Regions from separate parts of the Homo sapiens genome. Here all the other regions are linked to region 2. A link is a contact called in ENCODE Hi-C or POLR2A ChIA-PET data. All regions are on one chromosome and are shown on one strand. Each heading gives the region's core, a stretch centred on a gene start or an enhancer-like site at or near the end of the contact. The rest is flanking DNA. Distances are from core to core; before and after follow the strand shown.

The links. Hi-C counts contacts between places; a loop is a spot of excess contacts on that map. ChIA-PET counts read pairs that join two places held with the same protein, here RNA polymerase II (POLR2A). Pooled maps may share reads with other maps.
Region 1: a map of dorsolateral prefrontal cortex shows a loop between it and region 2 (3-fold over the local background). The contact joins the promoter of CPA3 here to the enhancer-like site in region 2. A Hi-C loop is called at or near these places in 1 of 168 maps with a recorded cell type or tissue (dorsolateral prefrontal cortex) and 2 of 50 pooled maps.
Region 3: a loop to region 2 is called in a map of dorsolateral prefrontal cortex, with 10 times the contacts of the local background. The contact joins two enhancer-like sites. A Hi-C loop is called at or near these places in 1 of 168 maps with a recorded cell type or tissue (dorsolateral prefrontal cortex), 1 of 37 single-sample maps with no recorded cell type and 3 of 50 pooled maps. POLR2A ChIA-PET finds 5 or more read pairs at or near these places in 2 of 52 experiments (OCI-LY7 and activated T-cell).

Annotation. Positions count from the first base shown.
Region 1 is chr3:148,863,816-148,867,596 of GRCh38, forward strand. It overlaps CPA3 (carboxypeptidase A3), which reads left to right and starts at 1,481. Exons shown (of 11, transcript NM_001870.4): 1 at 1,481-1,560; 2 at 1,658-1,733. The coding sequence starts at 1,493.
Region 2 is chr3:148,789,655-148,793,346 of GRCh38, forward strand. No RefSeq gene overlaps it. Among named protein-coding and RNA genes, the nearest start is that of CPB1, 36 kb to the right of the region's middle. Within about 2 kb of position 1,822, at least 3 of the 41 ENCODE cell types and tissues checked have a DNase peak (open chromatin) inside an H3K27ac peak, as active enhancers do; they include dorsolateral prefrontal cortex, where a contact is called at or near this core.
Region 3 is chr3:148,725,471-148,728,901 of GRCh38, forward strand. The region is part of intron 2 of AGTR1 (angiotensin II receptor type 1); the gene reads left to right. Among named protein-coding and RNA genes, the nearest start is that of AGTR1, 29 kb to the left of the region's middle. Within about 2 kb of position 1,966, at least 2 of the 41 ENCODE cell types and tissues checked have a DNase peak (open chromatin) inside an H3K27ac peak, as active enhancers do.

The DNA.
Region 1 (3,781 bases), core at 231-2,730, 74 kb after region 2:
TTGCTTTGGGAGTTCTCAGTGCTGGTGAGCTTGCCCAGTGTCAAGAACATGAAGGCATTTGTAAAACCCTCCTCTTCCTTACCTGCAAGGCTGGAGCCGGAAAATCCATTTGGGGAAATAAAAAAAAGTCCCGAGTTCTACCACACACCCATCAGATAGAGAAGAATGGAATTACTGCTGCTGTATATATAACAGGGGCGTGTCTCCAACCACACTATTTTGATAGTACATAAGCGTGACTCTGAGAAGTTTTATCTACAGTCAGCTATACGTTTGTCAATGTGAAGAGGTGGTTTTCAAAAAGGAAATTCTAATAAGTTAACTGATTAGATAAATTCACTTACTCTTTTAGGTTACCTATGATTCTAGGTAAAGGTGTTATTCTCCCATAATTAACCAAGTTGTGTTCAAGACTAAACATCCCTCCAGAGATGGTTGTGAATGGTCTATAGGTGGCTTTCATTAATTCAACTCTCAAAAGGCATTATTTGGCAATTACAGCATCCAGGCTCTGAAGACAGTGTCCAATTAATAAACATTACAGCATTGATATTTTCTTGCTGTCAGGTAGTTCTCAAGTTGCCTTAGAAATAGGGGTCACCTCTGAGGACAGAGAGAAGAGAAGGGCAAAGAGTTAGGGCAGTGCTTTAGGTCTTTAGTGTTTATTTCTTTACCCAGAGAAGTACAGGAAAAATATAACAAAAATGTTATCATTGTAAAATCTAAATGGTGAACATTTCAATGTTCGCCATAGTACTTACAGCATTTTTAGTACATTTATATTTTGTAATTTAAATTTTTGGGGTTTTTTTTGCCTCCCAAGTAGCTGGGATTAAGGCACCTGCCGCCACGCCCGGCTAATTTTTGTATTTTTTAGTAGAGACAGGGTTTCACCACGTTGGCCAGGCTGGTCTTGAACTCCTGACCTCAGATGATCCACCCGCCGCGGCCTCCCAAACTGCTGGGATTACAGGCGTGAGCCACCGTGCCCAGTCAATTTAAATGTTTTTAATTTCACAACTTACATTCTAGCTTCAAAAATATATTTTACATTATTACGAACCACTCACCAAGATTTTATGGCCAGATACCCAAATTCATCTCAGTCTCCAAGTGCAAATTTTAAAACTAATTTCTTCCATCATTCAATTCAAGCAGAATGGTAGAGTAGTATTTTAGAACAGATAGAACTAGTAAATCCCAGCTCTGTGAACATACTTTCTCTGTTACCTTGGCCAAGTTATTTGCTAAAGGCATTTGCTTCCCATCCTGTATCTGTAAAATGGGTATTTCCTATTGCAAAAGGTAGATAAGTAGCATGTGCTTGGTGGGTTAGTGTTTTTCCCTCTCCAGCTGGAAAAAAAAAACCTGGTGTGGGGGAAGAAGGGGAACAGTTTGTGCAACAGAACCCTAAGAGGAAATCAGCTGCTCATCAAGATAAGGGCTGAGGCATAAAACTGCCAGAGGGTCTCAAGGCAGGCAAAGAAGAACCATGAGGCTCATCCTGCCTGTGGGTTTGATTGCTACCACTCTTGCAATTGCTCCTGTCCGCTTTGACAGGTAAATCTTACTTCCTGTGTTCCAGTCTCTGTGTAGAAGAGAATTAAAGGTTGTTTCCTTACAGTTCACTTTTTTTTTTTCATTTGCCTCCACAAAGGGAGAAGGTGTTCCGCGTGAAGCCCCAGGATGAAAAACAAGCAGACATCATAAAGGACTTGGCCAAAACCAATGAGGTAAGCATTTAGAGGGATATTTTATCTTTTCTTACTGTTCTCTAAAAGATGCTTCTTCTTATTTTACTGTCAATGCCCATGGGACTACAAAAGACTATTGAACATAAGGGGAAAGCAGGAGCTATCTGGATAATTCAGCCAATGGCCAATACTTCACCTGTTCTGGTTTTGGTCTTGGTTTCCAAGACTACCACTTCTGTTTTTCCTCCCAAAAGCTTTTCAAACACCAGCTTTTTCAAGGTAAAACTATGAAATCAGGAGCTGTTCTTGGCCTCCTTATCAGGGCATCTTTCTCTTGCCTACGGGTGCCATTCCCTCTCCATTCTCCCCACTCCGACCCTCATCTCCTCTGGTGCCATAATTTCTCTTGAGTACTAACTGAAAACGTTGAGGCACTGGCTAATATCAAGATGTGACCCTTTCCAAGAGCAGGTACATTTTCAAATAAGACTTTTAAAGTTAGATCAATCCTTTAAAATCCAACAGCCTAATATAATTTTATCATGTATTCAGCTGCTCCTATTTATGTTGCACCAGCCACCTTATATATGCCATTTCAAATTCTCCAGCAGATTCTCAATGTCAGGGTTATAATGTAACTCATTTGAAACAGAAGAGCTAAAGTGCAAAGACAATAAATTAAATGACCAAGATTACACATCAAATTTAAACCCAGAACTGGGTCTGGGATTTATTCCAGTCAAACATACAGTTACCTCTACATCAAATCAATCAAAGGCCCTGCCTATTCTAACTCCCAAATGTTTCTCAAATCCACACATTGCCCTCCATTCCACTGCCACTGCCAAGTTCATGTTCACTCTACCTCTTGCAAGGAGAATTTCCATAGTCCCTTAACTAGCAATCAGGGCTCTAGTCTTGACTCCCACAAAGCCAACTCTGCATTGCAACCTGATTGCTCACTCTAAAACTTGACAATTGCATTCCTCCGTTTGAGGGTCATTACTAAGAAGCAGCCTAGTACGGAAAAAGCATTTTCTTCAAAGTCAAACGCTTACATTCAAATCCAAGCTCTACGCTAGCTCTGTAGCCTTAGGCAACTTACTCAACATCTCTGGGTCTCAATTTCTTCTGCTATAAAATGGGGATAATAGTCATAGCTACTTCCTAGGGTTGCTACAAAGACTAAGTAAGCGTTTGATAGCACTTAGAAGCAGGCCTGCCATATTAAGCACCATAGAAGCGTTTTTTGTTTGTTATTGTTTTTGTTTTGAGACAGAGTCTCACTCTGTCACCCAGGCTGGAGTGCAGTGGCACAATCTCTGCAGCCTCCGACTCCCAGGTTCAAGCGATTCACCTGCCTCAGCCTCCCTATTAGCTGGGATTACAGGTGCCCACCACCATCCCCGGCTAATTTTTGTGTTTTTAGTGAAGACGGGGTTTTGCCATGTTGCCCAGCTGGTCTCAAACTCCTGACCTCAAGTGATCCACCCGCCTCAGCCTCCCAAAATGCTGGGATTACAGGCATGAGCCACCATGCCCAGTCAGAAGCATTTTCTTTTGGTATTGGTATAGCATTCAAAGCGTTTTATGATCTGCCAAACTACCAGCCTCTTCAATATCCTGCTCCTCCACCTTCTTCCACACCCTTCAAGCCCCATAAACACCAAAATCTCACCCACCTTGGCCCTGTACATCTTTTCTCATGAAAATGTGTTTCTCTCCCTTTTGACCTGGGTAAGTCCTACTTATTTCTCAAGATCCAACTCAGGCAGTGTCTCCTGCAGGACGTCTCTTCTGTTCATCAACTCTCGTGACTCAGTTTTGGCTGCTCCTTGTGCTCCTGGAATACCCGGTTCCTTCCTCTGGCATTGGTTAACATGTGGGAAACATGCATGTATGACTCTGTGTTCCACACCAAACCTTTCACATCTCATAAGTCCCTTATTAGTCTCTACAACTGTGGCACCCAGCTCTTTGCCTCCTGCTTAATACATGAAAGTTCACTAAGCTCTAAGCTCCTGCTGCACATTACCCTGCTAGAACACAGAAATGTCTATTGTGATAAGATGGCTCTGCCTAACTTG
Region 2 (3,692 bases), core at 572-3,071:
TTTATAGTATGCTAATACTAACACATGTAAGCTTATATTTTAAAATGCTAATGGAATCCTATCATATGTGCTGAAAACAGTAGGCATCGTTTAGTTTTTCTATCTAAGGGTCACAAGTAGGCTTTTATTATCAAAGGAAGACTCTCACTTTTCAGAGTACAAGTTGAATATCCCTTCTTTGAAATTCTTGGGACCAGAACTTTTTCAGGTTTCAATTTTTTTTTAAATTTTGGAATACTTGCATATACATAGTGAGATATCTTGGGGTGTCTAAAGTCAAAACACAAAATTCATTTATGTATCATATACACCTTATATACATATCCTGAAGGTAATTTTACACAGTATTTTTGATAATTTTATGCATGAAACAAAGTTTTGACTGCATTTTGGCTGATATCCGTCACATGAGGTCAGGTGTGGAAATTTCCACTTGTGACATCATGTCAATGCTCAAAGTTTCAGATTTTGGAGCATTTCACATTTCAGATTTTTTGATGAGAGATGCTCAACCTTTAGCACACTATGTTCAGAAAGGTTAACATCACACAGTTACTCAGTGCACCTTTCCACCAGCTCAGCACTCCTCTGTCCCAAGTGGTGTGTCTCCCTGTGGCCATCCCCTGCTGGGCAGTACTGATACGTGTACATATATGAAAAACAACATCCATAAGGAAAGGTTAATTTGGAGAAAAGCCTAAGTGGAGGAATCGATCAGCAACAAGAGTTAATAATCAATTGCAGGTGATTTGGGTAAATGTGAAAATACCCTGAGATCACATAGTCTTTATCACATCACCTTTAAGGAGAGGAACTCATCATTGCTCAGTAGTCACCAATCTCAGTTTACTTCTTATCCTAAAAACATGGACAAAGGGGAGATTGGAAACCCAGATTGGCCCTGGAGGCCGGCCAGCTGTGAATCCCATTCTAGGCTCTTAGTCCTTATAATCATTTGTTTAATCAGACTGCCTTCTGCACATGGAAGGGGGAGTAATGGCTATTTCTCACTTAGAAAGCAAAGTAATAGTGTACAGATCAGATCTCTAGTCTTTGTTCCAGATACTGACTTATTTTCAGTACATTGTGGTTCAAGAACACATCGATCATAAAAACGTGGCAGCTTTAATGAGCTAATGTTGTCTAAACTGGAGAAGAAAGAATGCCAAGACAGAGCCTAGGGCTTCTGAGTAGATTTGGACCTTCAATAAATTTCTTTCAGTCACCCCATACTCTAGACAGAGGCCAAGAATGACCCTTTGATTCCTGTCTTCAGCAGCAAACCAAAGACTTTTTCACTGTGGGGTTTTGGGGTTTGGTTTGTTTTCCCTAAACCCTGTGACCATGACTTTCCTAGCATGTGATAGAGCTCATTGTCTTTCTGCTGAGCTCTCCAATTCGTCCCCACAGAACACATTTGGCACCCACAGCAACACAGGCAGACCACAAAGTCTCCAGAATGAGGAAATGTTGGAAGCAAATAATATATTCAGCTGAGCATTCTTCCTGGCAGTGGGAGCAGGAGCCTGATTTGGACCTTAAAAGCTTAGTGGCAACAACAAATAAGCATTGGCCTGGAAAATCCACATCCCAACAGGCTAAACAAGGCAGGTAATATGAAAATAAGTTTGATGTATTTACAAAATCTCTCTAAATTTTCTTTTTACTGGTCACACTCTCAGGCCACTTTCATGGAATCATTCAGTTCTGCATCCCTTGTGTGGGATCCAGAGCTCTTTGTATCTTTGACTGCCTCCCAGCACCTGAGGGTCAAGTATCCCACTGAGAGCTTGGAAAGAGAAGCCAAGAAGATTTGGAGCTGGTGCGGGTGACTGTCAAGCGCAGATGGCCAGTTACCGACGTAATCTGTGTATCTGGGAGGCATGTGCTATAAGAAGGCAGCTGCTAAAACAAATGAATCAAGCCACAGTTTTTAAGAAGGAAAAGTGTAGATTGGAAAAGGATAAAAGTTTTGAATGCATGCAGCTGTGCAGGGCTATGATCAATGCTTTAAAAATTAGGATTATATGCACTGATGGAGGGTTTTCCCAAAGTGCAACCCTATGTGAGGTCAGAGCGATAATCCATTTCATTTCACTGGCAGAGTTGGGAGAGGGCATTTAACAAGGTCAGCTTTAACACTGTTTTCCTGGGATGCTGAATGTGGTTTGTTACTGTTGATGCTCTGTGTTTTGGAATAAGGTTGTAAGACTAGGTTTAAAAGAAGGTATTGACCTGTCATTTTCCTATAAAAGTGGAGCAGAGATGGCTTTTATTCCATTTATTGATCACTTAGATGTGTGACTTAATCTGTATGGCTGGATAAATTCTGGATTTTCTGTCTATCCATGGTTTAACCCATAATGTTACTGGAAAATGAGCCAACATTACTTTGTTCTGGCTGTGTGCACAGCAGTGAATTCTAATTGTGTTTCTCAATCTAAGCCCCAGAATGAAAACTGCCAAGATCAATTCATTTTGATAAATTAACTGTTTCTGATGGCTATCTACACTGAACTGCAGCTGCTGTGTTTTTTTCTTCCTTAACAAAATGATTATGAAGTAAATGTGCTCCAACTATTGCTCACATTGTTTTATTGAACTAATGAATTGCTCTGGGAAGCTCTATGAAGACTTTTGATCAATTATTGTGCGCAAATTGTTTAAAAGGAAATACATCATAATTAGGCTAACAAATCTGCTGTGATGCTGCCTCTCCTGATGAATAAATTTTGTGTAGATAGAGGGGTAGATACATAGGGGTACTTTGCATTTTTCTCTTCATTGATTTTCATACATCATAATACGATGGATTAACCAACATTGGCTCACAATTGCTCTTTGTCCGAAGTTTAATGGAGGAAAAAATACCTTTTAATCCCTTTTAAAAATCTCCTATAAGTGTGAGACAGATAAGCATATGGTCATCAAGCAATACTACTGAGAACATTCACCTAGATCAAAATGAGGAAATGTATTTCAGCTGTCACTGCCATGTCATTATAGCCCCCCCTTAACTGCATTTATGTTGCCAAGAGGAATCCTCACCAGATCAAACTGACTGGAATGAGGCCCAAGACAGCTGTGGCCCAGATAAAGAAAACCAAATGATTTTCAGTCTCCTGAATACCAAGAAACAGGATATGTCATTGATGTCCAGTTAGTGATCTTGTTCTACACTCAGTACTGCTCATCTGAGTGTGACACTTTCTGTATCGTCATTGGACTACTGTCACTCATTACAGTTTAAAGAGAAAATTATTCCATTTTCTTTAAAGACTTCTACTGCAAAGTTTGGGACTCAGACACCAAGTAATACAGTCAGAGAAGACTTCAGGAGTCTATACAAAGCATCCTTAATTCAATCAATGACAATGCCCATTGTTCTAATAATTTCATTGTTCAAAAACTAAAGATAAATTGGCATGGAAACACATACCAGACTAGAGACTACCAAATAATATAGAGAGTATGTATGGATGGATATATATATAGAGAGAGAGAGAGACAGAGAGTATGGATTTATTAAAATTTGACCTTATATAAGAGGGGGAAAATGACTACATGAAGATAAAGGTTTTAGTCAAGCCTCTCACAGGAAGTTTTGGGCATTGATAAGAAATTAGCCCTTTTTAGCTACCTATCTTTAAAAACACTGTTAGTGTTATGCTCTATGAGATGAAACTTCATGA
Region 3 (3,431 bases), core at 716-3,215, 64 kb before region 2:
AATTTTATGACGCAATTTACTTAGTATATGTATAAGTCTCATTCTGCTGCCCAGGCTGGAGTGCAGTGGCGCGATCTTGGCTCACTGCAACCTTCGCCTCCTCCTGGGTTCAAGCGATTCTCCTGCCTCAGACTCCCAAGTAGCTGGGATTACAGGCATCCGCCACCATGCCCAGCTAATTTTTGTATTTTTATTAGAGACGGGGTTTCACCATGTTGGCCAGGCTGGTCTCAAACTCTTGACCTCAAATGATCCACCCGCCTCAGCCTCCCAAAGTGCTGGGATTACATGCATGAGCCACCACACCCGGCCGGAGACAGGTTCTCCCTGACCTGTGAGACTGCAAAGGTGGTGTTTCCTATGAGTCCAGCCAGATAATAGACTCTGCTAACATTAATTAAATTAATATTCCTTTTTAAGATTCTAGGTGCTGAATATATATCTCTTGGTCTATAAATTAGCTTCGCACTTCAGCTATTTAGCAAACTTGTTTTTTATTGTATCTAGTGTATTCATACTGAATGGGTATAATATACTGTCTTTTGAAAAAGTTATTTTGTACACATAATCTTAAAACACTCTTCCAAGGGCAAGGTAGAGGCTTCATAATATTATTTCCATTTGTCAGATCAATGAAGGTTTAATGATTTGTCCAAGATCTCAATTTCTAGAGAAGCGAAGAAGAATCCCCCAATTCTAGTTCTAAGTTTCTTTTTTCCCTTGCTAAATCCTGCAGTCTACTGATTTTTTTTTTTTTAGACGGAGTCTCGCTCTGTTGCCCAGGCTGGAGTGCAATGGCATGATCTCAGCTCACTGCAACTTCCACCTCCTGGGTTCAAGTGATTCTCCTACATCAGCCTCCCGAGTAGATGGGATTACAGGTGCATGCCACCATGCCTGGCTAATTTTTGTATTTTTAGTAGAGACGGGGTTTCACCATGCTGGCCAGGCTGGTCTCGAGCTCCTGACCTTGTGATCCGCCCACCTTGGCCTCCCAAAGTGCTGGGATTACAGGCGTGAGCCAACATGCCTGGCCTGCAGTCAACTGATTTATGTTCATCACCTTCTTAAGTTAAATTGCTCTTTTACTCATTGCCTTTGGTTTTGTGTGTTAAGATTCAGCATCAGCATTCATGATATCTTTTCACTCTTAATTCTGAGTGTTTCCGTCCGTTTTTTTAATTTTTGTACTTTATGGGCTTTTTCTTCATTTACCCCCAATTATGCGGGAAAGGCTGTGTGCCTCTTTTGAAAGCTCTGATGTTCTCAATGAAGAGACCTTTTAAATGACCTTGTTTGTCCCCCACCGAGTTGCATATCACAACTTCAAATGTCTCACTAAAATGTTACCCATTTGGCATCAGTATACAGAAAAGGCTGCACTCTGAGATAAGAAAGAACAGTGGTGTTTTCATAGTAAGAGAATAGAGTTCTTAATGGGAAAGGGGAGAGTATAATTTCCACTGATTTAGCTGGTCTTTCAAACTTTATGATGCTTTTCTCCTTGAACTAGCCTATAAGAAATTTGTAGGGAAAATACCACAGGAATCAAATTTTGGGCATAGATGTCTATTAATATTGCTCCTTACAAAGCTTTTTCCCAGAATTGTTTCTCCTTGCCTACAAAAACTACTCCATGCCTTTATTAGTCAGAAAAGCAGTTTTGTAGAGAAGGCAAGTAACAGAGAATCAAGCTAAGTAAGTGAAACTCTGTAATTGTCAAACTTCCAGAAAGTAACATTTGTAACTAAGTATGGTATCTTTGTCCTCTCTCTTTCTCTCTTCTCTCCACTTGGTTTCTAATGAAAGCCTTGATTACATGTTATATTTAATGTACTGTTCCACAAAGAAGAAAAGGCCTAATGTGAATGCAAGCTGAATTTACACTTAAATATTGCAGTCAGTTCAGACCGGAAGGATACAGATCGATGCCCTCTGATCCTGTCAGATTCCCCGAAGTGTCTATGGCAGTGATACCACAAGAGGGCAGGGTTTGACTTCCGGACTAGGTGGCTTCCTCCCTTCAGTGCAGACCTTGGGGCCACGACAACAGCCATCAATCTCTTGAAACCCTAATGATGAATCTGAGCTCAAATTCCCTCTTCAGCCTTATCTGTGCAGAATCCTGAAGTTATGAAAAATGCTTACAGAAGGTAATTTCTAGAATGATCTAACACAGCAGATATTTAGTAAACTCCCTGTTTGAGAGCTCCTACTAAGCACCCAACACAGCTTTAGACTTTGGTCACCCAATAGGATTTTATCTTTTGTGAGGGATCTGTAGTTTTCCCCGGAAGATATAATGCATGAAATAAAAGCCTCCAATAAAATTCAGTATACAGTTAATTTATTTCATAAAAGGTGAGAGATATAAATTATCAAAGGTTAAAACAAAAAGTAGGAACCAGAGCAGGGTTTTTCAGTAGCAACTCTATTGACATTTTGGATTAGATAATTTTTTGGTGTGGGAGACTGTCCCACGCATTGTAAAATGGTTAGCAGTATCACTTGTCTGCCTGCTAGATGCTAGTAATACCCCCCACACCTCCCTCTCCCACATTGGGAAAATCAAAAATGTCTCGAGACATTGCCAAATATCCCTGGAGTACAAAATCAGTCTAATTGAGAGGCACTAGACTGGAGTATAAAGAGATGACCATGCCAAAAAGTAAAAATAATAATAATAGAGCCTTGAAACATTACTTACAGAATGTCAAAAACGTAAGGACCTGCTCTCTATTCCTGTTTCTTAACCTGAGCAATGGGAATAATGATGCCTTCCCTCATAGGTCTCTTGTAGAAATGAAAGCAATTAATGCAACACTTGGCACATAGTAAGCATCCAATGAATAATAAGTGATCAGTGTTACTATTGCTAATATTAAGCCACTATTATAAGTCCTTTCTGTTAATCAGCAGAAACAAAAAGAAGTATAAAATAATGGTACATTAAATGAACTTAAACACTTGTATGTCATTTTGTGCTAAAGTTATGAAGCTGAAAAGATTGAATTGACATTTTCCCCATTGATAGAAATCATCTCAAAAATGCTCCATCTTCCTTGTGAAAGCCAAAGGCCAGCAGTTTCCACATACCCAGCATCTGATAAGTAGTTAATGATCCAGAAATAAACTGTTAGGTGCTTCAGGGAATTTCTGTGTATAGAGAAGTTCCATGTAAATATTTCTCCGAGAGGTGGATGGAGAATGATAATTCACTTTTACCCTCTGAATTTGATTTATAAGCTTCACCTATCTGGCAGGAGATAAGAACCAAAGTTAACTGAGGAGAAAAAAAATAAATGATTTCAAGTGACCATGATCTTCAGCTGGAACCAGTTGAAACTGCAAAGCAACTGGGCTGAAGAAGTTCAGCCAAAATTATTTGTTTATAAAAACTAGAGAGTGTTAGATATTTCTATCACATTGGC